Linked DNA regions of Mus musculus: regions 1 and 3 are each linked to region 2. Evidence: chromatin loops called from intact Hi-C (ENCODE). Cell type or tissue: gastrocnemius. All regions are shown on one strand. Region 1 overlaps Rps10 (ribosomal protein S10). Region 2 holds the start of Lemd2 (LEM domain containing 2). Region 3 holds the start of Uqcc2 (ubiquinol-cytochrome c reductase complex assembly factor 2).

Evidence for each region. Peaks named below come from ENCODE experiments on the same cell type or tissue, not always from the same donor. Only the 100,000 strongest peaks of a DNase experiment are listed, where the experiment ranks them.
Region 1: it touches region 2 in a loop (2.0-fold over the local background); 5 of 42 quality-filtered maps call a loop at or near these places.
Region 3: a loop joins it to region 2, with 4 times the contacts of the local background. A loop is called at or near these places in 10 of 42 quality-filtered maps.

Annotation. Positions count from the first base shown.
Region 1 is chr17:27,624,487-27,632,486 of GRCm38, reverse strand. It overlaps Rps10 (ribosomal protein S10), which reads left to right. Exons shown (of 6, transcript NM_025963.4): 4 at 131-208; 5 at 1,232-1,287; 6 at 1,981-2,072. The coding sequence ends at 2,022. Among named protein-coding and RNA genes, the nearest start is that of Nudt3, 5.0 kb to the right of the region's middle. In gastrocnemius, CTCF peaks have their summits at 3,038 (motif pointing right) and 4,895 (motif pointing left); a DNase peak (open chromatin) is centred at 3,056; H3K27ac peaks cover 1,136 bases.
Region 2 is chr17:27,197,354-27,205,353 of GRCm38, reverse strand. It overlaps Lemd2 (LEM domain containing 2), which reads left to right and starts at 916. Exons shown (of 9, transcript NM_146075.2): 1 at 916-1,695; 2 at 3,677-3,717; 3 at 5,916-5,991. The coding sequence starts at 936. Gm34736 (a long non-coding RNA gene) reads right to left here and starts at 485. Exons shown (of 4, transcript XR_385492.4): 1 at 187-485. In gastrocnemius, CTCF peaks have their summits at 1,039, 3,162 (motif pointing right) and 4,369; DNase peaks (open chromatin) are centred at 876, 1,615, 1,912, 5,922 and 1 more place; H3K4me3 peaks cover 4,125 bases; H3K27ac peaks cover 5,012 bases.
Region 3 is chr17:27,129,577-27,137,576 of GRCm38, reverse strand. It overlaps Uqcc2 (ubiquinol-cytochrome c reductase complex assembly factor 2), which reads left to right and starts at 3,686. Exons shown (of 4, transcript NM_026063.2): 1 at 3,686-3,837. The coding sequence starts at 3,700. In gastrocnemius, a CTCF peak has its summit at 3,578; DNase peaks (open chromatin) are centred at 3,632 and 3,879; H3K4me3 peaks cover 1,280 bases; H3K27ac peaks cover 3,234 bases.

The DNA.
Region 1 (8,000 bases), 430 kb before region 2:
GGGTGTGAAGGACTGATACTCCTTTATAGTCTGGCTCCCAGAGAGAGCTGGAAGCACACCGCACTGCCAGCTTCTCCTGCTCTTCAGTCATTTGCTGCCCTGCACTCACAATATCTTTTGGTTTCTGTAGGTCCAGAGGGTGAGCGACCTGCAAGATTCACAAGAGGGGAGGCTGACAGAGACACCTACAGAAGGAGCGCTGTGCCCCGTGAGTATCTCCTCTCCTCTGCCTGGGGTTGAACTCAGATTCTTAGCAGCCCTCCATGGAATGCAGTCCTTGCTGCCAAGGCAGCCAGGAAAGGTCCTGGTGTGGGAACTAGAGGGAGGCCTGTGCTGGAACACTGAAGGCCAGTGTTGGCAGGGCTCAGCCGACATCCCTCTGTCAACCCCGTGGGACCTAGTGTTTGAGAAAGAATGCTTGCCCTGAGCCTGCCAGGTGTGCTGGGCACCTGTGGGGGTTGAGAACATCTCCACGATGCCCTTGTCATTGAGTTCCCACTGTCACTGGTGCAACAGTGCTGCAGGTGGGTCAGAGAAGCAGGCTCATGGGAGGGAGGATCAAGCAAACACCTAGAAGAGCCGGTTTGACTCCTGAGGAAAATACAGGGAAGACTGAGGTGTGGGATGTGTGCAGAGCTTTTCTTACCATCCTTTCTGCATTTGGTACTTGGAGATGAACACCTTCCACAGTTATGGTTGAGGGAATCCTCGTGCAGAGGGTGGGGCCCGTGAGCACCCTGATTGGAGACAGAAGTGAGCCAGCAACTGCCTGGTGCTGAGGGGACAGGGTAGTCTCCGATTGTAATAAAGCAGCGTTCTGTTGGCCCCAGCTCGCCCAACCCATGAGCTGAATTTGAGTGTAAAACCTACGTTTAGTGGAAACGTGATTTGGCTACTGCAGCTTTACATTTAGTCCTAAAGTGTTGTTTTAACGTGTAACCTAGAGCATGGGTGTTTCACCCTCCCTCACCCCCTTCCCCTTCCCATCTGATCTGCCACACTTGTTTCTCTCTCCTTGGCTAAACCTCTTGTGCAGTTTGGTTCTCGAGGTCAGAGCAGCTTTCCTGGAGGAGGGGATGGTAGTTAATGAGTTTGGGAGGTGACCAGGGGCTCTGAGGGGGGTGGGAGGAGAGGCAAGCCGTGCTCCCCGTCACCGGTGCTCAGTGAGGAGACTTGCCTGCCTTCCTACCCAGGGGTCAGCTCTTAGGTGACTGTAAATTGTTCTTTCCAGCTGGAGCTGACAAGAAAGCTGAGGCTGGGGCTGGCTCAGCCACTGAGTTCCAGTTTGTGAGTATCTCTTTCTTGTCTGCTCTGCAGTCACTGGGGCCTGGCCAGTGTTAGTGGGCTATGGGGGTATGATGGGTCCTTTCCCTACTGTGTTGGGATCAGTCTTGCAGTGGAACTGTGTGAACATGCTTTGCAGATCTTGTGTCTGTGGTGTGCTCCTATTAACTGAAGGCTAGGGCCCAGCCTCTGAATTTATTTTATGACATTTGAAACAGAACACTGGGAATTCTGTAGGACCCGAAACAGAATTGCTCTACAGTCCCCATTTGATCTTGGTTCCCTTCTGCCTTGGTGTGTCCATGAAATGGTGACAGTTACCACGATAAAGGCACATGTAGACCAGCTAATCTCATTGCCTGCTTGCCATGGGGGGCTGCAGTCTCATGGAGCCCTGTAGCAGGGCCTCACAGACCACTGCTCTCAGATCTCATCTGAGGAAGAGGCTCTAGGGTATGAGTCCCTAGGCTGGGGCTACTTTAGTGCCCAACTTTGCAGCCATAGCCTTAAAGGTTTAACAGTGGGAAACAGACTCAAAACTTAAATACCGCTCCACAGCCAGTAGGGGTGGGACTGGGTGGAATGGTCTCCTGGCTGTTTACTTTTGTGGGTGTCTCTGGTGCTGAGGTCTAAGAGCTAGAAATGCCTCCAGGCAGAGCTGGGCCATTGCTAATGCTCATTTGCTTTTTCTTGCAGAGAGGCGGCTTTGGTCGTGGACGTGGTCAGCCACCTCAGTGAAGTTGGAGTTTATGTTGTATTGAATAAACTTTAAAGAAAAACATGTCCACTTGTGTATGTTCTGTAGCCTAAAGGGGGCTGGTTCAAGGGTCAGTGTGTGTGTGAATGGAGTGAAATTTTGGGAGTATCATCGGTGATCCTTGGCAGGCTAGCATCTCCCTCCCTGCAGAGTGGGTTCAGTGCAGGGCTGTGCCTCAGCTGTCAGGGTTTGTGACCTCTCCCTCAGACCAGCCATGCTGTGGGTGCTGCCTTAGAGTGGGGAGGTCCTAAGCACAGACAGGTCTCCTTCCTGTGGAGTAGTCCCAGGGCAGCTTTGAACTTTTGATCCTTTCACACATGGCCTGGAATAGAGTAGGGATAGAGAGGCCTGGGACTGAAACCCTAGCACTAATAGAATATAACTTCTCAGCTTTGTAAGGCTGGATTGCTCTATTTCCAGCTTGGAATGGAAGCTGCTGGAGTCCTGACTGAGGGCACCTTGGGGAAATGAATGGCAGTTTTTCTGGGTCTTGAGTGGTGGTAACTAGGGTATTAGGGGCGGAGAGATGAGAATGTTACTTCTGAGTAGCAGGTGAGAGGTGTCCCAATGGACTACAGCATACAGCCGGTTATGGCACCAGAATGGAGCTTGGTTGTGTTGGATGGGTGTAGGGACTGGCCCTTTATCTACAGGTCAGTCACTGGCCACTCAAGGTTGGAGCTGAGTAGGAGTGACTGGCAAAGCACCCTGTATAGACTCCAAGCTGCATCTCTTGAGTTCCAGTCCTGCATCCTTTGGTGATGAACAGCAGTATGGAAATGTAAGCTGAATAAACCCTTTCCTCCCCAACTTGCTTCTTAGTCATGATGTTTGTGCAGGAATATAAACCCTGACTAAGTTGGTACCAGCAGAGTGGGGTATTCCTGTGACAACCTGACCATGTTTTGGGGAGGACTGTGGAAGAACTTAGGAACTTTGGGCCAGAAGATCCATTTGGTATTAAGTGCATCTAAGCATTGGCATCTGTAGGGACAGGGCCACTAGGTGGCAGCAGGTAGCCCTGGGTTTTGGAACCTGAATGCCTTGCTGTAGGAGTTTCCTGTTGGCCAGCAGCAGTGGCATTGAAGTTTGCTGTGCAGTCTTGGCTTGGCTTCCCTTCAGACACCACAGCTCATGGGCAGTGCATATATATATATATATATATATATATATATATATATACCTTGGCAGCATTTAGCCTGGGTGCTCGGGAGGTTTTGCAGCTTCTGGCCTGTGGGGTACCTAGGCTGCTAGGTTTTACGCCACTATTCCTATTTGGGCTCTACAGATCCTATCTAAATTAGCTGTGAGTTTATTCTGAGGTGATAAACAGGTTTGTTTGGTTTTTGTTTTTTTTTAAAGATTTATTTATTATATGTAAGTACACTGTAGCTGTCTTCAGACACTCCAGAAGAGGGAGTCAGATCTCGTTACGGATGGTTGTAAACCACCATGTGGTTGCTGGGATTTGAACTCCGGGCCTTCAGAAGAGCAGTCAGGTGCTCTTACACACTGAGCCATCTCACCAGCCCCAGGTTTGTTTTCGAGACAGGGTTTCTCTGTGCAGTCCTGGCTGTCCTGGAACTCACTCTGTAGACCAGGCTGGCCTTGAACTCAGAAATTCACCTGCCTCTGCCTCCCAAGTGCTGGGATTAAAGGCGTGCCACACCACGCCCAGCCAGACTCTGTTTTATCTCAGCCTTTGCTGTGCTGTGATTATAGGTGTGTGCCATAAGAGGTTAAAATCTAGGGTCACCCATAGGTTGGGAGAAGCTTCAAAATTATAAAGCAATCTGTTCTTGGTAATAATTGTCCCTTGCTCATCTTTTCTTAGAGGCTCAGGGACATGTGTTGTGAATAAACAGGCTCGTGCCTATTGGCTCAATGCCTGTAATCACCGGGATACGGCATAGAGGCGAATTCAAAAGTTCAAGGCCAGGCTGGGCAGTGGGGGAGTATGCCTTTAATCTCATCGCTTGGGAAGCAGAGGCAGGCGAATTTCTGAGTTCAAGGCCAGCCTGGTCTACAGAGTGAGTTCCAGGACTGCACAGAGAAACCCTGTCTCGAAAACAAACCTGGGGCTGGTGAGATGGCTCAGTGTGTAAGAGCACCTGACTGCTCTTCTGAATGAAGGTCCGGAGTTCAAATCCCAGCAACCACATGGTGGCTCACAACCATCCGTAATGAGATCTGACTCCCTCTTCTGGAGTGTCTGAAGACAGCTACAGTGTACTTACATATAATAAATAAATAAATAAATCTTAAAAAAAAAAAAAAAGAAAACCTGTTTATCACCTCAGAATAAACTCACAGCTAATTTAGATAGGATCTGTATAGAGCCCAAATAGGGTTAGGCTGAGATCCTATTCAAAACAAAAGCTAAGTTTACCCTGAAGCACCTTGGTAAGAAAACCCAAACCTAGGTGGGCAGTGGTGAGTGCTTTTTAATCCAACACTCAGAGGTCAGCCTGGTCAGGACAGGTCTGGAACAGAGGGAGTTCCAGGATAACCAGGTCTGCACAGAGAAACCCTGTGTCAAAAACAAAAACCCAAACTGAAAAACCTGCTTTGTAACAGCAAAGACCAGGTGTTATCCAAACTTACAAAACTCGAGGGCAGGGGGTCAGGCAGTGAAGTTGGGCAGGGCAGACTTAGGTGAGGTCACTTAAGGAGGGTGGTTTTAAGACAGTAAGAGACAAATAACAAAAGGGCAGTGAGATGATGGGGTTCACTGCCAAGCCAGAGAGGCTCAGCTCACCTCAGGCTCACTCGGTGCCAGGAGAGAACCAGCTTGTCAGCTTGTGGAGCCGTCCTTTGACCTCCACGTGTGCACGCTTGACTGCCCCCTTCAGGCTGGAGAGATGGCTCAGCAGTTAAGAGCACTGGCTGCTCTTCCAGAGGTCCTGAGTTCAAATCCCATATGGTGGCTCACAACCATCTGTAATGGGATCTGACACCCTCTTCTGGTGTGTCTGAAGACAGCTATAGTGTACTCATATAAATAAATCTTTTTTTTTATTTTTGATTTTTCAAGACAGGGTTTCTCTGTGTAGCTCTGGCTGTCCTGGAACTCACTCTGTAGACCAGGCTAGCCTGGAACTCAGAAATCCGCCTGCCTCTGCCTCCCAAGTGCTGGGATTAAAGGCGTGCACCACCATGCCCGGCTTTAAATAAATCTTAAAGGTCATAGGTCATCTTAAAAAAAAATTGAAAGGGCTGGAGGGGTGGCTCATACACACTGACCCTGAACTTGCTAGCCTCCTCCCTGTACTTCTCTAGAGAGGTGCTGGGATTACAGGTCTGGGCCACCAGGGTAATGAGAGCATGAACTGCTATCCTCACAGACTGTCAGGCTGCCCATTGGCTGCACCAGCTGCTGAGTGGTCATGGTGAGGCACTGCAAGAAACTCAGCAAGAAAGGGAGGGAGGAAGCTAGGACAGAATGGGGCCATTGCTGGGGAGAAAGAAGGATGAGAGGTCGTGTTTGGCAGTCCCAGCCTGTGGAAGCCCCTAGTCCATGGCTGTTAGGGACTGCTTTATTGGAAGCCTGTGTGTGATAAATGTGTGGCCCAGTTCCAGAGGAACAGTTACTGGAGAAACAAGCCTTGCCTGCTTGACTGACACATCAAAGAGGCCATTGTGAGAAAAAGGGCAGCATCTTTAAATAGGACGAAATATGCAATGGGAGAGGAGACCAAGCCACATGGAGAGGCGTTCCCGAGAGAACAAATGGGTGTTAGGGAGCCTTGCAAAGAAAGGGCTCGAAGTCGCTGGGTCCAAGCCTTTTGCGATGGCTTTCCAGACCTCTCTCTCTCTCTCTCTCTCTCTCTCTCTCTCTCTCTCTCTGTGTTCTGCTCTGCAATAGACAGCTTTTTCTTGCTATTCTAAAAACTCTTTGGTTGATACAGCTCTCTCTGTAAGTAAAAATTCTAAAAGCTATCTAGGTAGCTCATGGCTTTTCTGACCAAGGTCAGAAAGGCTGCTATAAAAAATTTATTGGATCCCTAACCAAGTTAGAAATCCTGTTAGAGAAAATTCTTTTTTTTTTTTTTGGTTTTTCGAGACAGGATTTCTCTGTGTAGCCCTGGCTGTCCTGGAACTCACTCTGTAGACCAGGCTGGCCTCGAACTCAGAAATCCGCCAGCCTCTGCCTCCCAAGTGCTGGGATCAAAGGCGTGCGCTACCACGCCCAGCCTTAGAGAAAATTCTTGAAGAGCTGTTTTTGCTCTCCAGAGATTTCAAAAACTAAAGAAGAACTGCTATTGCTTCCCACTAGCTCATCTCCGGCACGTCAAAGCCCAGGGTTCTATTTACACACAGATCAATCCAGTCATCTGCTCCAGGAGTCCTTTTGTTGATCCTACGAATCAGCATCCAAGCACACAGCCCTTTGATCCTTAGGAGAAGCAAGTGTACCTTTGCTCAAAGCAAGAGATCTCAGAGATCTGTCTGCCTTGGTTAAGCACAGACAATAAGGTAGTTGGGTGCCCTGCCCTGAAGATACCATTTCCACCATACCAAGGCATAACTTTGCTCAGTCCTAGACTCACCCTGAACTCAGGAATCCATCTGCCTTTGTAAGCATGAACAAAAAACTTAGTTGGGTGGGATCTCCTTTGGTTACCACTCCCTAAATCTCTTTATCTCCTTCCTTAGTAATTTTTTTACCCAGTTGGCTTAGAGTGTAGCTGCTTTTGTTCCTTTAGATTCGTGAGGCTCCTCATGTAATTCCCTTTGCATAGTTGAGAAATTATATATTTTTAAGTCTTGTATTTAGAGCTCTTTCCCGTAGCCTTAAGGGCTGTCCTGAAGGCCCCACTGTTTACTATTTTGTTAAGACATAGCCACACCCTCAACTCCCGGGCTTGTGCTGTTTCTAATTATCATGGAGTCATTAACGTTAGCAGGGAGGACATCCCTTGGAAGGAAAGAGTCTTCCACTGCTAGTACTGGTTCCAGAAAATATGCATGTTATTACACAGATAAGCCTTAAGTCCACAGCAGTCATTGACATTCATGAAGGCTCACACCGGGGCCCTGTCCCAGGGGCAGGAACCCTGTCACTTTGTCCCCACCAAGGTTACACCAGGCTCAGCAAGGGACTAAGAAGGGTCCTGGGTAAAGCAACATTTATGGAAGCTATAAATCAAATGGGACTCTCAAATTCTGAAGAGTATCCACAAGAAGCATCAATAGGCATAATTCTAGTTTGTTATGTCTGTCTGTGTGCAGTGCCTACAGAATCCAGGTGTTGAGACTGGAGTTACAGGTGGTGGGGAGCCACCTCATATGGGTACTAAGGACCAGACTGGGATCTTCTTCAAGACTAGTAAGTGTTCTTAACTGCTGAGCCCCTTTGGGACGGGGTTTCATGTAGCCTAGGCTAACCTCAAACTTGCTGTGTAACCACAGATGGCCTTGAATTCTTGATTTTCCTGCCTCTGTCTCCACAGTGCTTGGATTACTGCCATTGCCTAGTTAATTTGGAATCTAGAGTTTCATACAAACTAGGCAAATTTCAGTTTTAAATTGTATTTAGCTATTACTGATAACGCCCAGTGCTTTCTGCTTCCTGGACACTTGGACATTTTCAGGCGCTCCTATCCCTGAGGCACCTTTTCAGCCAGACTTTTTACATTTTTACTTTATTGGTGTTTTGGCTGTATATATATCTGTGTGAAGGAGCCAACAGACAGTTGTGAGCTACTCTGTATGGTACCATGTGAACTACCATATACTGGGAATTGAATCAGGGTCCTCTGGAAGAACAGCCAGTGTTCTTAATCACTGAGCCATCCCTCCAGCCCCTTCATTTAGTTTTTAAAGAAGTTAGAATATGTGTGGACACATATGTCATAGAGCACATGTAGCGGTGAAGCTTGTGGGAGTTGGTTCTCTCCTTTCGCTATGTGTGCCAGGGATCTAGCTCAGGTGGTCAGGCTCCATGGCCAGTGCCCTT
Region 2 (8,000 bases):
CCATCACCCAAGAGAATTCCAACATTTACGGGAACCTAGGGCATAGGTATTTGCCCCTAAGAGTTCAGAGTATAGGGATCCACCTATGAGGACATTTTGGGTCACCCGTGGCCACAGAGGATCAATCTGTCTCAGAGTTGCACCTTAAAAAAATATATTTATTTTATGTGCGAGTGTTTTACCCACTTGTATGTGCACCAGGTTCATACCATGCCAGCAGAGACCGGAAGAGAAAGATACCAGATCTTCTGGAATTGGAATTGTCCATGACGTGACCAGCCACTGATGTCCAAACCCTAGCTCCTCTGTAAGTGTTGTTACGCCCAGAGTCTTCTATCTCTCCAGTCCCAAGGGTGCACACTCCTGAAGTTTCAGTGTCGACCAAGTGCATGCCTGAAGCTGGCCTGAAGCAGCAGTCAAGATAAGGTCTTGGAGAGCATGCCGGGCGGTTACTCCACCACCCAAATCCGACACACAGCCTCGACGCCCATCCGGAGACTGGCAAGTGGGCCGGATCTCTATTAATGGCGGTGGTTTTCTTACACCATTGAGCTCATCCATTAAGTAAATCAACATTCCATTGAACGTTTACCACGTGCTAACGCTGCGTTAGGATAAACACTGCTAGGTCTGACAGATAAAGATAAGCTAGAGGGCGGGGGGAAGAGATGAAAGCACCTGCACACACAAGTAAAACAAAACAAAACAGTAACCAAACCAACCCTTTGACCTCACCAACATGGCGGCGCCAGGCCGACACAGACGCCTTTCATCATGGCGGACATAGCCTCCATGCGCCGCCCTTCCCAATATGGCGTCCGTGGTCGCCCTTCCCATCATGGCGCGCGGCCCCGCCCGCTCCGCCGCGGCTGCCGGCGGGAGCAGTTCCGGGTGCGGTGCGCGCCGGGGGCGGGCGAGGGGGCGGTGTCCTGGCCATGGCCGGCCTGTCGGACCTGGAGTTGCGGCGAGAGCTGCAGGCCCTGGGCTTCCAGCCAGGCCCCATCACCGACACCACGCGGAACGTCTACCGCAACAAGCTGCGCCGCCTGCGGGGCGAGGCCCGGCTGCGCGACGACGAGCGGCTGCGGGAGGACGCCGGGCCGCGGGAGGACGCCGGGCCGCGGGGCCCCGAGCGGCAGCGGGAGGAGGCCCGGCTACGCGAGGAAGCGCCGCTGCGCGCGCGGCCCGCCGCCAGCGTCCTGCGCTCGGAGCCCTGGCCGCTGTCGCCTTCCCCGCCGGCGCCTAGCGCGGCCTCCGACGCCTCGGGGCCGTACGGCAACTTCGGGGCCTCCGCCTCTCCCTGGGCCGCGAGCCGCGGCCTCTCCTACCCGCCCCACGCCGGGCCCGGGCCGCTGCGACGCCGCGCCTCGGTCCGGGGCAGCTCGGAGGATGACGAGGATACACGAACGCCGGACAGGCACGCCCCGGGCCGGGGCCGCCACTGGTGGGCCCCGCCGTCGGCCTCTGCGCGGCCGCACTCGGCGCTCCTCGGCGCCGACGCTCGCCCCGGCCTGAAGGGCTCGCGCACCGGCTCGGCGGGCGCCGGGCGGACCCGACCCGAGGTGGGCCGGTGGCTGGAGCGCTGCCTGTCTCGGCTCCTGCTCTGGGCCAGCCTGGGGCTGCTGCTCGGCTTCTTGGCCATCCTGTGGGTGAAGATGGGCAAGCCCTCGGCGCCGCAGGAGGCGGAGGACAACAGTACGTCCCGGGCCGGCGCAGGGGAGGGCCCGGGGCACGGGGTTCGCCCACCCAGACCGGCTTGTGAGCCGCGACCGACTGCAGACCCTCACTTTCTGCCTCCACTTTCTGCTCTTTTCTGTTTCCCCGTCTTTCTAGAGTCTCCCTTTCAGCCACAGCCAGGTCCTTCCAAGGGAAAGCCACACGCACACTCTTGACAGTCAGCCCACCCCTGCCCCTCTTGTCTTCCCTGCCTTCGGGGAATGCCTGCCGTGGTCTCAGCTTTGTAGCAGCAAAACTGGCACCACCGGGCCTTCATTTGTCAAAAGGAGTCTGACCCTGCCTGTGGCTCAGGTGTGGGAGAGTTGTTCTAAGCCGAAGCTGGTACCACAGGGGTGCATGTGAGGCACAGCCTCCCCCCCCCCCCCCCGCAGGCTGTGTTGGGAGAGAGCCTGTGAGTCAGGCGACTTCCTAGACGTCTTTGCCCACACTCAGTTACGTGACTCCGCACCCCTTGAGGGGTGCAAGAGAGCGAGCCTCCCGAATAGCTGAGGACTGATGTCTTTTTTTTTTTTTTTTTTTTTTTTTTTGCCTATTACTCAAAAGAAGAAACGCGGCTTTATTTTCTTTATTTTCATGAAAATCTCCCCCTCTGGTATAAGGGGTTATAGTTAGGGTCCGTCTCACATACGTTAGACAAGCATGTTTCCACTGAGCTACACTCTCGCTAGCTGGCTTTTGAAAACGACTTTGAAGCAGGGTCTCCTTAAGCTGTCTAGGTTCACCTAGAACTCACTCTAGTTCAGGATGGCTTCAAACCTATGATCTTGCCTTACCTCCCCCGAAGCTGGAAAGTATAGACCCGAATCACCAGACCCAGATTGTTTTGGGTACAAATTTAGGTATAAAATGACAGTTCGTTTTCTTTCCGAAGCGTGCTCGAGGTTAACACTGTTGCCAGCCTTGAGTCAGGGTCACATTTCCCACAATTAGGAGTAGCTGAAATACAGGGAGAGCCCAACCACTGTCTTCAGTGTTGTGAGGAATGGATGTCTGGGCGTGTGTGAGTCTGTTTGCCACACTGATGCCCAAGGGTCCGTTATCCACCCTGGGAATAGTTTCTGGGTCAGCTAGAGGCTAACAGAGGTGAGTGCCAGCAAATTGTACAGGTGCTGTAAGCGCTCAGGGGATGATGTCACATAGTGTTGGGTGCTACGCTCTGCTTAAGATAATTTAAGACAGGCTTGGGGTCCCTAGAGTTCCCTCCTGTGATAGCATTTATTTTTACTTGACATACTGTCGTTTGTAGTTCATAAAAGACTTTTCCCTATGTTGTCTTGTTTGAGCCTAACTCTCTGAGTTAAGCAACAAAGGCCATTTGGTTTTTATCTTGTTTGTGGGTTTGTTTTGTTTTGTTTTTTTTATGTGTATGGGTGACTTGCCTATGTGTGTGTCTGCACCACATGCATACAGTACCTATGGAGGCCAGAAGAGGGCAATGGAGACTCCAGAACCAGAGTGACACATGGCTGTAAGCAGCCACATGGATGCTGGGATTCAAACTCAGGCCCTCTGCAAGAGCAGCTGAGCCACCTCTCCAGCCCCTTGTTTTGTTTCTTGAGACAACATCCTCTCTGCACCCCAGGCCTGCCTCAAACGTGTGGCAGTCCTGTGTTCATCTTCTGAGTGCTGGGTTTCCAGCAGTGTGCATTCTGAGGAAGGCCCATGCAGTCCTATTTTACAGGAGCAGACACAGATGTTAAGGAGCCCAGGAATCTGTGGCTGCTGGTTCATGTACAGCTGGAAAGAGGCCCCAGCTACCAAAGTCCTTACCCAACATGGGGGAACCCGTGGGCCTTAGAGCCCACACTACACAGGGGCCCCTGAGAGCTGGCTGGTCTCCACCTTTGTGTCAGCTGAGTCCTGCTCCCCCTGGGTCCTGAGAGCTCTCTCCGCTGCCCAGGCGCACTTCTAACCTTCCTCTTTCTTTTCTCCGTCTCAGTGAAATTGTTGCCGGTCGACTGTGAGAGAAAAACAGATGAGGTAAGTTCGATCTGCCTTCTATGAGTCTTCCTGAGGACTCAGAGCTCTGCCAAGAGAGAAACTCGCCCAGATCATGAAAGGATCATGTAAGGGGATCGCTTCCAGAACGTTCCATGAACGTACCGGAATCACATCATGTTCTGTGACGATGTTTGTGTCAGATTCAGTTCTGGGAGCACAGTGGTACTTGAAATATGGAAGGGTGAGCTCCCTGGGTCCAGCCCCGGGCTCCTACCCCTATCAGTGAGAGCATCTGAGGCCCTCGATCTGCCACAGTCAGTCCAGGGAGATGGGCATGGGTGTCCGGCTGGCACTGTGGGGGGCGAGGCTGCCAGCATCTGACCCTGAGAGACTACACTCAGTCTTACCTTCTCTCTGGTGTGCATCCATCTCTTGATAATGTTCAGGTTCCTGCTCTGACACATCAGGGGCCAGTTTGAAGCACGTGGTAAGGGGAATTAGCCCTCTTAGCCAATGTGTTCAGTTTGTTTTATGAAGCCCTCACATCCCCCATAACTAATGTTTGGGGAAGGTGACTGCTCCTCAGCCTACGGATCATGTGAGCAGCGTTAACTCGCAGCTGGGCAGCCGGTTCTGAGGAAGACACGAGGCAGTAAATTTTCAGGTCATAAATCCTACCAGGAGGAGGCGTGTGCTGCCAGAGGGCATGACTTAGCGCTCTAATTATTAAGTGTGGGTGCCAGGCCTCTGCAGCCCAGGGGCTGGCCAAGAAACAGCACTCCTGCGTTGACTGTACCCCTTGTTAATGAAGGACAGCCTGCTGCAGACACCGTTTTATTTCCTTGGCTGCTGCTGTGTCCTGTTTGCGGGTGTTTTATGACACTCCCTTATTGCTCTCATCCACAAAGCAGTTTTGCTTCCCCATTGTTCTGCAGAACCAGGCTCATAATAAGTTTAATCTGCTTTCTATCATAAAACTGGGCTGATGGTTAGACAGTGTGCTCCAGAAACAGGCAGCCAAAGAGACGAACAAATGCAGAAACAAGAACTATAGAACTTTTCACGCAACCCCTCTGATGGTCTTCTGTTTGCCCTTTTAGTTAGACAAGGTTCCTAGTTCTAGTTCTGGGTCCTGCACAGTCTGTAGAGTGGTGGAGCCCACTTGAAGGAAGCGCAGGCTTGCTCCTGGCCTTCCTGTGAGCTACTCAGACAGACACCCTGCAGGTCCCTATTGCACTGTGCAGAGCTAGCAAGCTGTACCCATCAACTGCCTGGGGCCTTGGGCTCCAGACATTCTAGATTTTTAACCAATCCTGCACTGTGATAGGAGGGCAGAGGCTGGGCCTTATCCAGGCAAGATGCATTTTCTGGCTGCTCTGGGCATCCTTGGTCGTCGTGGAGGGCGGGTCCAGGAGCCCACAGGCAGGAACATACTTTCTGGTCCCAGTGAGGTTCTTGCTGAGTTTCCTTTGGGTGGCCTTACTTCACCCAAAATCCAGATAAGCATTTACATATCAGAGAAGTCTTCTTAATCGTGTCTGCAGCCCAGGGTTCCGGCACTGTTTTCTTTCTCCCTCCCACTGTGGGGGATGCAGGGACAGGCTGGGAGTGGGTGTGTTGTCTTAATCAGGCCGTCCTCCCGGCTGGTACTGGATGGCTGGCCTGCTTCCTCAGGCTGCTGTCAGCCAGTGCAAGTGGCTGATATGTGAGCTCCATCGAGTCCTGCTGCAGCTCTTCCTCAGGCAGGGCTCAGACCCGCAGTCCCTGATACTCTGTGGGCTCCTCTGACCTCTGCAAGCCCTGGTGCCGTTGCTTGCTCCTCTCTCAAGAAGTCGGGCCAGAGCCATGGTGGTCGTCTCATTGTGACTCTGCTGTGTCTGCTCCACAGCCAGTCGCTCCGCGCCCCTTGCCCTGCCAGTTGTCCTAGACAACTATGTGTGGGGCTGGGCACATGGCTTAGTCCGCACAGTGAGTGCCTGGCGATGTGCATGAGGCCCTGGGCTCTGTTTCCAGCACTGCGTAAAGCAGGCATAGAGCCACACGCCTGTGGTGGGGACAGGAGGGTCGGAATTAAAGATAATTCTTAACTGGGTCTTGGCCAGCCTTGTCTACATAAGACTGCCTTAAAAACAAAAAGGCCCCTAAAGTTTAGAGGTGTTCCTTGCTGTCCAGGCGGACGTGGCAGTTTGGCTGCAGACGCAGACAGACCCTTGACCAGTGTCTCCCCTGCCTTTCAGTTCTGCCAGGCCAAGCAGAAGGCGGCCCTGTTGGAGCTGCTGCACGAACTGTACAACTTCCTGGCCATCCAGGCAGGTGAGTGGCCACCGCGCCCCTGGCTACAGCCACCACGCAGACATGTCCCTTCAAGCCCTGTGGGCATTCAGTATGGGCCTGGATCTTGCGTCTCAAACTCTTCTCTGGGTCTACAAAAACATGGGCCTCTTGGCAGGTAGGAGATTCTGTCCCTTCATGCTTTGGGGCCTTGTGTTGGTTGGAAGGCCCAGGCCTTGGAAATCCCCTGGACCTGAGGCACTGGTCCCAGGTCCCGTCCTTGCTTGTGGGCAGCCTGAGGTAGAGGTGGTATGCTCCCCAGTAGGTCTGAGTAGCTGTCATCCCTCTACCTTCCAGAGCTGGTCCTGGCTTAAGCCATCAAGGGCCCCTGCTGGAGTCTCACTGCGGCTGACCAGGAATGTGAAGCGCCTCCTTCATCCTGTTAGAGGTGTCCTGGCCCTGGGGGTGTGTGAGGTGACTGCCAGGGTCCTGCCCACAGGCTGCTTGGAGCCTCCTAGGACTGTGCTGAGAATGATGGTTCTTTGAAAAACACAGAAATACTATAGGAATATGTTTTCATTTTTAAAAAAGATTTATGTATATGAGTACACTGTAGCTGTATAGATGGTTGTGAGCCTTCATGTGGTATTGGGAATTGAAGTTTTGTTTTGTTTTGTTTTTTTAAGATTTATTTATTTTATGTATGTACACTGTAGCTGTCTTCAGACACACCAGAAGAGGGCATTGGATCCCCATTACAGATGGTTGTGAGCCACCATGTGGTTGCTGGGAATTGAACTCAGGACCTCTGGAAGAGCAATCAGTGCTCTTAACCGCCGAGCCATTTCTCCAGCCCAGGAATTGAAGTTTTTAGGACCTCTGCTCACCCTGATCAGCCCTGCTTGCTCTGGTCAACTCTGTTCTCTCAGTCCATGCTTATTCCGTTCCAAAGATTTACTATTATACATAAGTACACTGTCGCTGTCTTCAGACTCACCAGAAGAGGGCGTCAGATCTCATTACAGGTGGTTGTGAGCCACTGTGTGGTTGCTGGGAATTGAACTCAGGACCTTCGGAAGAGCAGTCAGTGTCTTACCCGCTGAGCCACCTCTCCAGCCCTGTGTTTTCATTTGAATCCCAGGTATGGGATCTGGGGCTGCGTCACATTGTCCATAGCTGCAGACCTTGATTTGCCTCCTGCTCTGGCAGGGGCGTGGGTTTGCCAGCGGCAGATAGTTTGGAATTCTGGGTCCTTTTCAGAGGGTATATAAATGCCAGGGCCTAGAGAGAGAGAATGGGTTGTTGGTTGCTGCTGGGTGTTGCTGTTGGCTGTGGTTTGTTAAGTAGTGGCCTGCAAAGAACAAATTAGCTATCCTGAGGGCAAAGTTCAAACTCCTACTAAGCAAGAAGTCACCCCCTTCTCTATCCTTTTCTCTACTGTCTAGTGTTAGGGGTTAAAAGGTTAGAAGGAAAGGGTGGGAGAAAGAAGAGCTCACAAAGTAGCAAGGAGCAGCCATAGGGGACAGTGGGTCACACTGCACGAGGACAGTGGGGTCACATTGCAGGAGGACAGTGGGCCACACTGCAGGAGGACAGTGGGTCACACTGCAGGACGACAGTGGGTCTTACTGCAGGAGGACAGTGGGCCACACTGCAGGAGGACAGAGGGTCACACTGCAGGAGGACAGAGGGTCACGCTGCAGGAGGTACGGTGGGCCACACTGCAGGAGGACAGTGGGCCACACTGCAGGAGGACAGTGGGCCACACTGCAGGAGGACAGAGAGTCACAATGCAGGAGGACAGAGGGTCACACTGCAGGAGGACAGTGGGCCACACTGCAGGAGGACAGTGGGCCACACTGCAGGAGGACAGAGAGTCACAATGCAGGAAGACAGTGGGTCACACTGCAGGAGGACAGAGGGTCACACTGCAGGAGGACAGTGGGCCACACTGCAGGAGGACAGAGAGTCACACTGCAGGAGGACAGTGGGCCACACTGCAGGAGGACAGAGGGTCACACTGCAGGAGGACAGTGGGTCACACTGCAGGA
Region 3 (8,000 bases), 68 kb after region 2:
AACTGAACTCAGGACCTCTGGAAGAGCAGTCAGTGCTCTTAACCACTGAGCCATCTCTCTGGCCCCCCAATTTTCATTTTAAAATGAGGAAACTAGATCTCAAGGGCTGGGGATGTTGCTCGGTTAGAAGAGGACCTGCCTGGTGTGATCCCCAGAATTATCTAAGCCAGGCACAGTGGTGTGTGTTGCAATCCTAGCACTGGGGAGGTAGAAGGAGAAGGGTCAGAACTTCAAGGTCATCCTGGGCTGCACAGTGATTTCCAGGCCCTCCTGGGCTGCATGAGACTGGGTCTCAGAACAAGAAATAAAGGTAAAAGCGTTAGCTGCCATGCCTAAGGAACTCAGTTTGATGTACAGAACCCATGTGGTGGGAGGAGAAATTGGACTCCTGCTAGCAGAGTTCTGACTCCTTGGCTGGTCCTCCCACAAGGCAAACAAAGGAAAAAAGAATCTCAGGGCAACTTAAAAAGCAAAGGGCATAAACACCCAAGGTTGTTTGCGCCGAGTCTCTGCTGCCCCTTTGCCTGGCAGCCTGCCTTAGCCACCCTCAGGTGGTTTCCTGGAGTGACATGGGACTGTGCCAACAACAGCCCCTCGGGGTCCGACCCAATTTCAGAGGTTAATCCGTTATCATCATGGCGGGGCAGATCTGGTAATGAGAGGAGAGCTGAGAGTTCCACATCTCCTCCAGCAAGGCCACACCCCTACTCCTTCTAATCCTTTCAAACAGTTTTACCCCCTGCTGACTAAACACCCTGATATCTGAACCTAGGAGGGGGGGGGGCCCTTCCTATTCAAACTACCACACCCATCTTGACTTTTCCTGAACTTACCACGCACTTTCAGCCTGTGCTTCTAACAAGCTAATATGAGGAGAGTGCCATGGCCAGCGCTGTTTTTATCATAGGTTAGCTTGGTGCTTGCCTGTCTCGTCATACTGTATGAAATGCACAGGGAAGGGGCCTTCAGCTGTCCCCTGTGGCCCATGACAGTGTGTACAGTCACAACCACAACTTCCATATTTATTGATACTGTTTTCTTTGTCTTTATTTTATTTTATTTTTGAGACAGGGTTTCTCCATGTAACCCTGGCTATCCTGAAACTCTCTTCGTAGACCAGGATGGCTTCAAACTCAGAGATCCACCTGCCTCTGCCTCTGGAGCACTGGGATGAAAGGTGTGTGCCACCACTTCCCAGCCTGTCACCATTTAAAAATCCTTGATAACTTAAAAAAAAAAAAAAAAAGTCTTACATTTAGCTCAGCATGGTAGTATGTGCCTTAAACCCCAGCATTCAGGAGGCAGAGGTAGCCAGATCTCTGTGAGTTCAAGGATAGCCTGGTCTACTTTAGTAATCTGCAGTGTGTACCCTGGCAGCTGCACAGCCTTGTATTGCCGTACTTGAGAGGCAGAGGCAGAAGCAGAAGGTTCTCAAGTTTGAGGCCAGCCTGAGCTACATAACCAAAACATGGGGACAGGAAAGGAGATGGAATTGGGCATGGTGGCCCATGCCTTTAATAGCCAGCACTTGGGAGACAAGAACAGGCAGATCTCTGTGAGTTCCAAGCCAGCTGGGTTTACATAGCAAGTCCCAGGACCTCCAGGGCTATACAGAGAGACCCTGTCTCAACCTCCTCCCTTACCACCACCACCAAACCAAACCACATTTAATTCCCTGGCATTCACATGGCCGCTCACAACCACCTATAACTCTCTAAGGGATCTGATGCACCAGGCACACACGTTATACCAGCAGCCAAAACACCTAGACTGATAAATAAGAACAGATTAATAAAGTCAAAATGAAATGGAAGAAAAGAAAGGATGGTTCTCTATACTGCCTAGCCACACATCCCGTGCTAGTGTGTGATCTCTGATGTTCTCCTGGCAAAATTACCAGAGAGCTCTCTTCTCATTTTCCCCACCCCACGGTGGGGAAAGAAGCAGAGCTTGGCTGTGTCAGGCAGCACTGTGGAATACAGAGAAAGAAATATTACCCAGCTGTAGAGGGAAATGGGGGAGGAAGATCAGGGGTGGCTCAGTAGCAATAGGAGGCAGGTCTTGGGCGGAGGTGGGAAGGAGGCGGAGGGAGGGGTTTAATCTGAGCAGATCAGTGGGTGGTTTAAACAGGGAACACTCTCCACAGTTCCCGAGGTAAGGAAAGGGAACCTTGGCTGGAGTGCCATGCCAAGGTGAGGCGCTTGGTAGGCATGCCCCTAGAAAATTTCCCTGATCACCCCATTATGTTCCAAGCCCCAACACAGCCTCACCTTAGCTGTGTTAGCCATGAAGCTGGGTGGCTTTCCTGAGGTTCATTTACTCCCTACTTCCAGGCATTGAGGGCCCCGGGTGGGCTGGAAGCCACAAGGGCCCACCCAGGTATGGCTTTAAAGAGCACTCGCCTGGCCACAGCCAACTTGGGAGTCAGGGGTGGCGAGACCCCTTGCCCTGTCTTGGGCTGTAGGGGGAGTAACTTGATGGCAGCAAATGGTTCTCCCTTCCACCTGAGGTACAAGTGTGGTAAGAGGTTGAGAAAGGTGCCAGGGTGCCAGGGAAAGTTCGTGCCCACTGCCTCCTTCTGTGGTCTCCCTTCCTCTACCGGCTACACTGCAAGGGCTGGCCAGACAGACAGTCCCGTGAGCTGCCCCACCCCCACCCCAGGAATTGCTCCCTAGGTTGTGAATGTTGAGAGACATTAGGGTCTGACAGACCTAGTTTGGAATGTGGCTTTGTTCATTCATTCATTCATTGAGCACTAATTTACAGAGTGAGTTCCAGGACACCTGGGGCTGCACAGAGAAACCTTCTTTCTCAAAAGAAAAATCACACACACACACACACACACACACACACACATATGATACCCATGTGATATATATATTATGTTAAATTTTGCCATAATAAAAACACTCATTCTTAGAGCTAGAGAAATTAGTTATTAAGAGCATTTATTGCTCTTACAGAGAATCAGGTTCGGTCCCCAGAACTGACACATGTACATGGTGCAGGTAAACACTCATACATATTAGAATAAAGAAAACACACTATAAAAAAATTGTTTTAAAGATTTCCAGGCTGCAACAATGTTTTTGGTTCTTCATAAGAAACCGCTCCATGTGGTGAGCAATGTGACCGGGAGGCTGGAGATGTAGCTAAAGAACTCTATCAGAGGTCCATGTGGTAGAGATAAGTACAGGGTGATGAGTGTGAGTGGGGCAGCTGTGTGTGTGTGTGTGTGTGTGTGTGTGTGTGTGTGTGTGTGTGTGTGTGTGTGTACACGACGGACGGTGTGTGTGTGTGTGTGTGTGTATGTGTACACGACGGACGTTAAGATCAAACACATATCCATCCAATAACAACCTGTATTTACATGCAAATGTTTCGTTTATGCAAAACAGCAGAGGTCTCGGGGGAAGCTTTTTCAGTCTCGAGCTTGTGAAGTCATTGAAAACGAAGAGCAAAGCTTTCCCCAGGGTACACCGCGTTAGCTTTGCCCCTGGGAGCTGGGCGAGTACCAGAACCAAGAAGCTGAAGAGCTCAGACCTCGCTCTCAAAGGTGAGCAGCGCCGCTGCCTGGAGGGGTGTGGGCCGTTGGTAGAACTGCGCATGTCCACGGGGAAGGCCAGTGCGCCTTAGTGCGCACGCGCCCTCTGCGGTCTTGACTACTCCCCCCCAGGGGCGGGGCAAGCGGGGCCCAAGATGGCCGCTCTCCGCTACCGGCGTTTCCTTAAGCTCTGTGAGGAATGGCCAGTGGACGAGACCAAACGGGGCCGGGACTTGGGCGCTTACCTGCGGCAGCGGGTAGCGCAGGCCTTCCGGGAGGGAGAGAACACCCAGGTGACCGGAGGGGAGGAGGGTGGGCACGTCGAAGCGATGGGCGGCAAGGGTGGGGGATCTGCGCATGCGTCGGCCGCTGCCAGGCTGCACGTGCGCGAGGTACCCATCTTGCAGTTAGCTGCGGAGTGCGACGCCTTCTGCGCAGTTTCCTTCCTTGTCTGCACAGTGTAGTAGTCAGTGAAGCGGCCCTGAGGTCCAGATGCCACTAAAGAGTCAAATTGTAAGGCGGGGTTGTTTCTTCCTTACCATCGTTAATGTGTCTGCGAGCCCAGCCTATCCCCAGACACCTCCAGCTAAGCCTCACTGCCTTCCGTCACTGTGAAACTGAGTCTCCCACACAGGTCCCTTGTGTGAGTAGTAGACCTTCTCGCCCCACTCAGGTTTAGGTTACCTTACCAAGCACGGCCATGTGCATGCATAGAACTAGGTTAGTTTCCAGGGAAATCGCAGTGAATTAGATGAGGTCTTTCTCCTTTTGCCTTTGGATTCTTATTCAGGACACGAGGAACAAATAGACTCATAAGACAGTTCCAATGAGTACTCTGATCGTGGTAAATGTAACATTAGTCGGGTTCCTGAGGCTTGCCTGAGGAAGTTACACATAGGTCGGTCTCGAGGCAGGGAGACAGTGAACACTGACTGCACTTCGGGAAGGGTGGCCAGGCACTTCAGAGGAAACCAAACTGACATATTACAGAAAAGAAAGCAAGCCTACGGGTAGTGAGTGGCATGTCTACAGCTAAGATTTGAAGCTGAAGGAAGGCAGGAGCCAGGCACAATACAGATTTTTTTTTTTTTTTTTTTACCAACAGATATGTCTCTGTACCCTGTTAATGCAGTGCCCACTGGGGCCAGAGGAGGGCATTGGATCCCCTGGAACTGAAGTTAGAAGTGGTTGTGAGCCACCATGTGGGTACTAGGAATCAAACCTAGGTTCTTTTTAACTGCCCAGCCACCTGCACTAGGGGTCAGATCTTACCAGGAAGCAAGGGAGAAGCCACCGGGGACATTTAGTCAGGGGACTGACGTGCCCTGATTTTCAAAGGTTCCTCTGGTGCTCTGGCATTGGGGAACAAGGAGCTGCAGAGAGCCTGCCGTGGTAGCACCGGAAGAGAGAGATGCCGGTGGTGGTTTGGATAATGGTAGTGGCACAGGAGACAGAAGTAACAGAAAGCAGACCATAATGTGCGGGTCACATCAGCAGCGCGGGTGTCCTGGATGTGGGGTGAAGGAGAGGAACCAAGGACAGCTCCCAGATTTCCCCTTTTCTTTTTTTGGCTTGAGCAGCTGGTTGCTGAAACGGGAAAGACTTAGATGGAGCAGGTGGGGTGTGGGAAGTGCATCGCACATTTGACGTTGGAGGCTTTAAACTCCCAAGTGGAATGTCAAGTAGGCAGGAGGTTATTTGAGCACAGGGCTTAGGTAAGAGGTCAGAGGTGAGGAGTGTGATGCCCAGCACAGGTAGGTGGCCAGATGGATGACCCGTGAGATGGACCACGACCTGCCAAAGCAGGAACCAGCTAAACCAGCCTGCCTCAGGAGTGAGACGCTCCATCAGTGGCCACCTCATGCCTGCACTGCTGATTGTCACATGGATGGCAGGTCAGGCCCAGGGTCCCCACGTTGCGCTGGAGGTCTTCACTGACCCATACCTTACGGATCACAAGGCAAACCCTGTGGGCTTTCTAGGGCTGTGCTCCCTAATTTCCAGTATGAGCTTCCTGCGAACAGAGATGAAGCCCCCACTCTGACTCTCACACCCTGTCTAATGTGGTTCTTGGTACACAAGAGCGTCTCCAGATGTAGAGGAAGTTTCTGGGGCAGTGGTGAGGTGAGAGGGCAGACTGTGCCCTGTGTGGACACCCGCTCCTCACTCACAGTCCTTGGTCCGAAGCGTCTGTGTATGTGCAGTCCCAGGCCCTGCTGACAGAGGCAGGCAGTCCTCGGGCTGGAGTAGCTTAGAGTTGGGCAGCCAGGGGCTAGATGCCAGAGGCGGAGAGACTGGTGCTCACCAATTTGATTGTTAGGGTAAGACAGCCAGCGGGGAGGGGAGAGCTTTTTCTTTGAGAGTTGTCATCCTTTGTCACCACCTAGGGACGCAGTTTCTGATCAGTCGAGGCCCACACAGACTTGAGTCATAGCTGCACCAGAGGTTCTGCAGCGGCTGATGGATGTGTTCGGGGTGGAGTGAGCCAGGGCGTCATGGTGGCAGCGGGCACATTACTCAGGACCTCTGTCGTAGCTCATCCTGATGTCACCTGAAATTGAGCCTGCTTGGGCTTAGTAAATCTTGGTGATAATTTTTGGAAGGAGTAGTCCTTGGCTGGGATGGAGAACAGAGTGAGTCACTCCCTCCACCACCCCCGCATCACTTAGGAAAGACCTTGAGAAGGGAAGGTAGCTCTGAGAGACGCTTCATTAAACCCACAGTCTCGGGATGAGACCAGGGGGTGGCTGATGGCTGTGACCCCCACCTTTCTGCCACTTGTCCAGAAAGTGGAACTGGAGGGGGTGGAGGCTGCTGTGCTGAGCGGCCTTGCTGAGACCTGCATCCTCCTGGCCTCTTGGCTTCCTGTGGCCCAACATCCACCGTACAGTATCCATGTACAAGAGTGTAGAACACTTGGCCCATCTCATCTGATTTTAGCCTTTGGGCCCCCAGGTGAAGAAGCTATCACTGTCCTGATTTTTACAGATATTGAAATTAAATCAGAAAAGTAAAACCTTTGGCTCGGGTTCCTTGACAGTAAGAGACAGTAGACAGCCCAGCCTCTGTGCTGAGGTCTCAGCAGGTGCCCTGTCATCCGGTTCTCTTGAGAGACCTCCTGTTAAGTTTCTTCTGTAAGCATCAAGTCCTCCCTCCCTTGATTCAGACCTTTAGGATCACAGCAGTTGGGGCAAGGAATTAAATACTTGAGGCCCACTTCCTTTTCTGTGCCAGCCACCACCTCCCCAGTGCGACCAGAAGCTAGGTGGCCCTCAGTGGGACACCAGTGCAGAAAGGCCAGGCTTGCTGGGAGGCCAGTTAATAATTCAGACTACAGACCAGAGCACAGAACCCTCTGCCTCCATGTGAGCCAGAGGTTGGCCTCTGGGGCAACTCTCGGCCCACCCTAACCCCAGCAGGAGGGGGTAGCAGTGGGGAGCCGGAACACAGGGAACACCCCTACCACCTCGTGCTTCTTGTTGCCTTTTGAAGTTCATGGCCGTGGGTCTGCTCTATTCTGAATACAGCTTTCTTAAGGGTTCTCACTCCCTGCTGCACCTCCAGCTTCAGTGTGGGGGCAGGGCAAACAGCTGTGCTTATTGACTTAACTGCAGGCAAAGAGCAGATCCCACTAATGAGTTGTCAGGTGCGGGCTGGCTGGCTGAAAGCTCTGCTCTGCCAGCCCAGTCAGCTCCCACCATGGCCCGGTTTGGAAATACTACTGCCTTGGGTGAAGGCTGCCTGTCCAGCCGTGCAGGCGGTGGCCGGTGTGTCTTACAGAGGGTTAGGTGATGGTCCAAGGAGGTTTCTAGCAAGGAACAGTGCCGGCATCTCATAAGGGATCCGAGGTGTGAGTGTAGTCGTCCAGGTGAGGCCTGGGCTCAGCACCTCAGTGGGGCTGCCTGGCAAGTGGCAGCCACAGAGAAGGCATCTCATTGTGACTCAGACTTTGGGGACATGGTCTAAGGACAGCATGTACTCTCTGTATGCTGCAGGCACTACAAAACTGGGGGTGAGGAGAACGGTGTCTAGGATGGGCTGAGTGCCATTGTCGTTCTTACCCTCGCTTTGGAGTGTGTGTGTATAAAAGTGTAGTGCAGCTTGCTCCTCTCAGGCAAATGGCTGCATCCAGTAGTAGTCCCCACTTCGTCAACTCCAGGCCTTCAGTGCCTGCCAACCTTGGTGTCCAGGCCTCCCAGCCTGCCTCAGTACCCTGCTCTGCCCTGTCGGTGTGATTCTCCACCCTCACACCCACACCTGTCCTGTTGAGCTCTGCAATGTTGCCATGCCCTGACTGCCACTCAGCTCCACACAGCTCGAAGCCAGGTTGGTTTTCAGTGTGCTCGTTTCTTGTCCCATCCTTGACTGCTGGCTGCTCCTTTATGTCCCTCACAGTCTGGTTCTCTAGCAGTGCACCTTCCATAGTAGGGGCTGAAGAAATAGACACCTAGTTTCA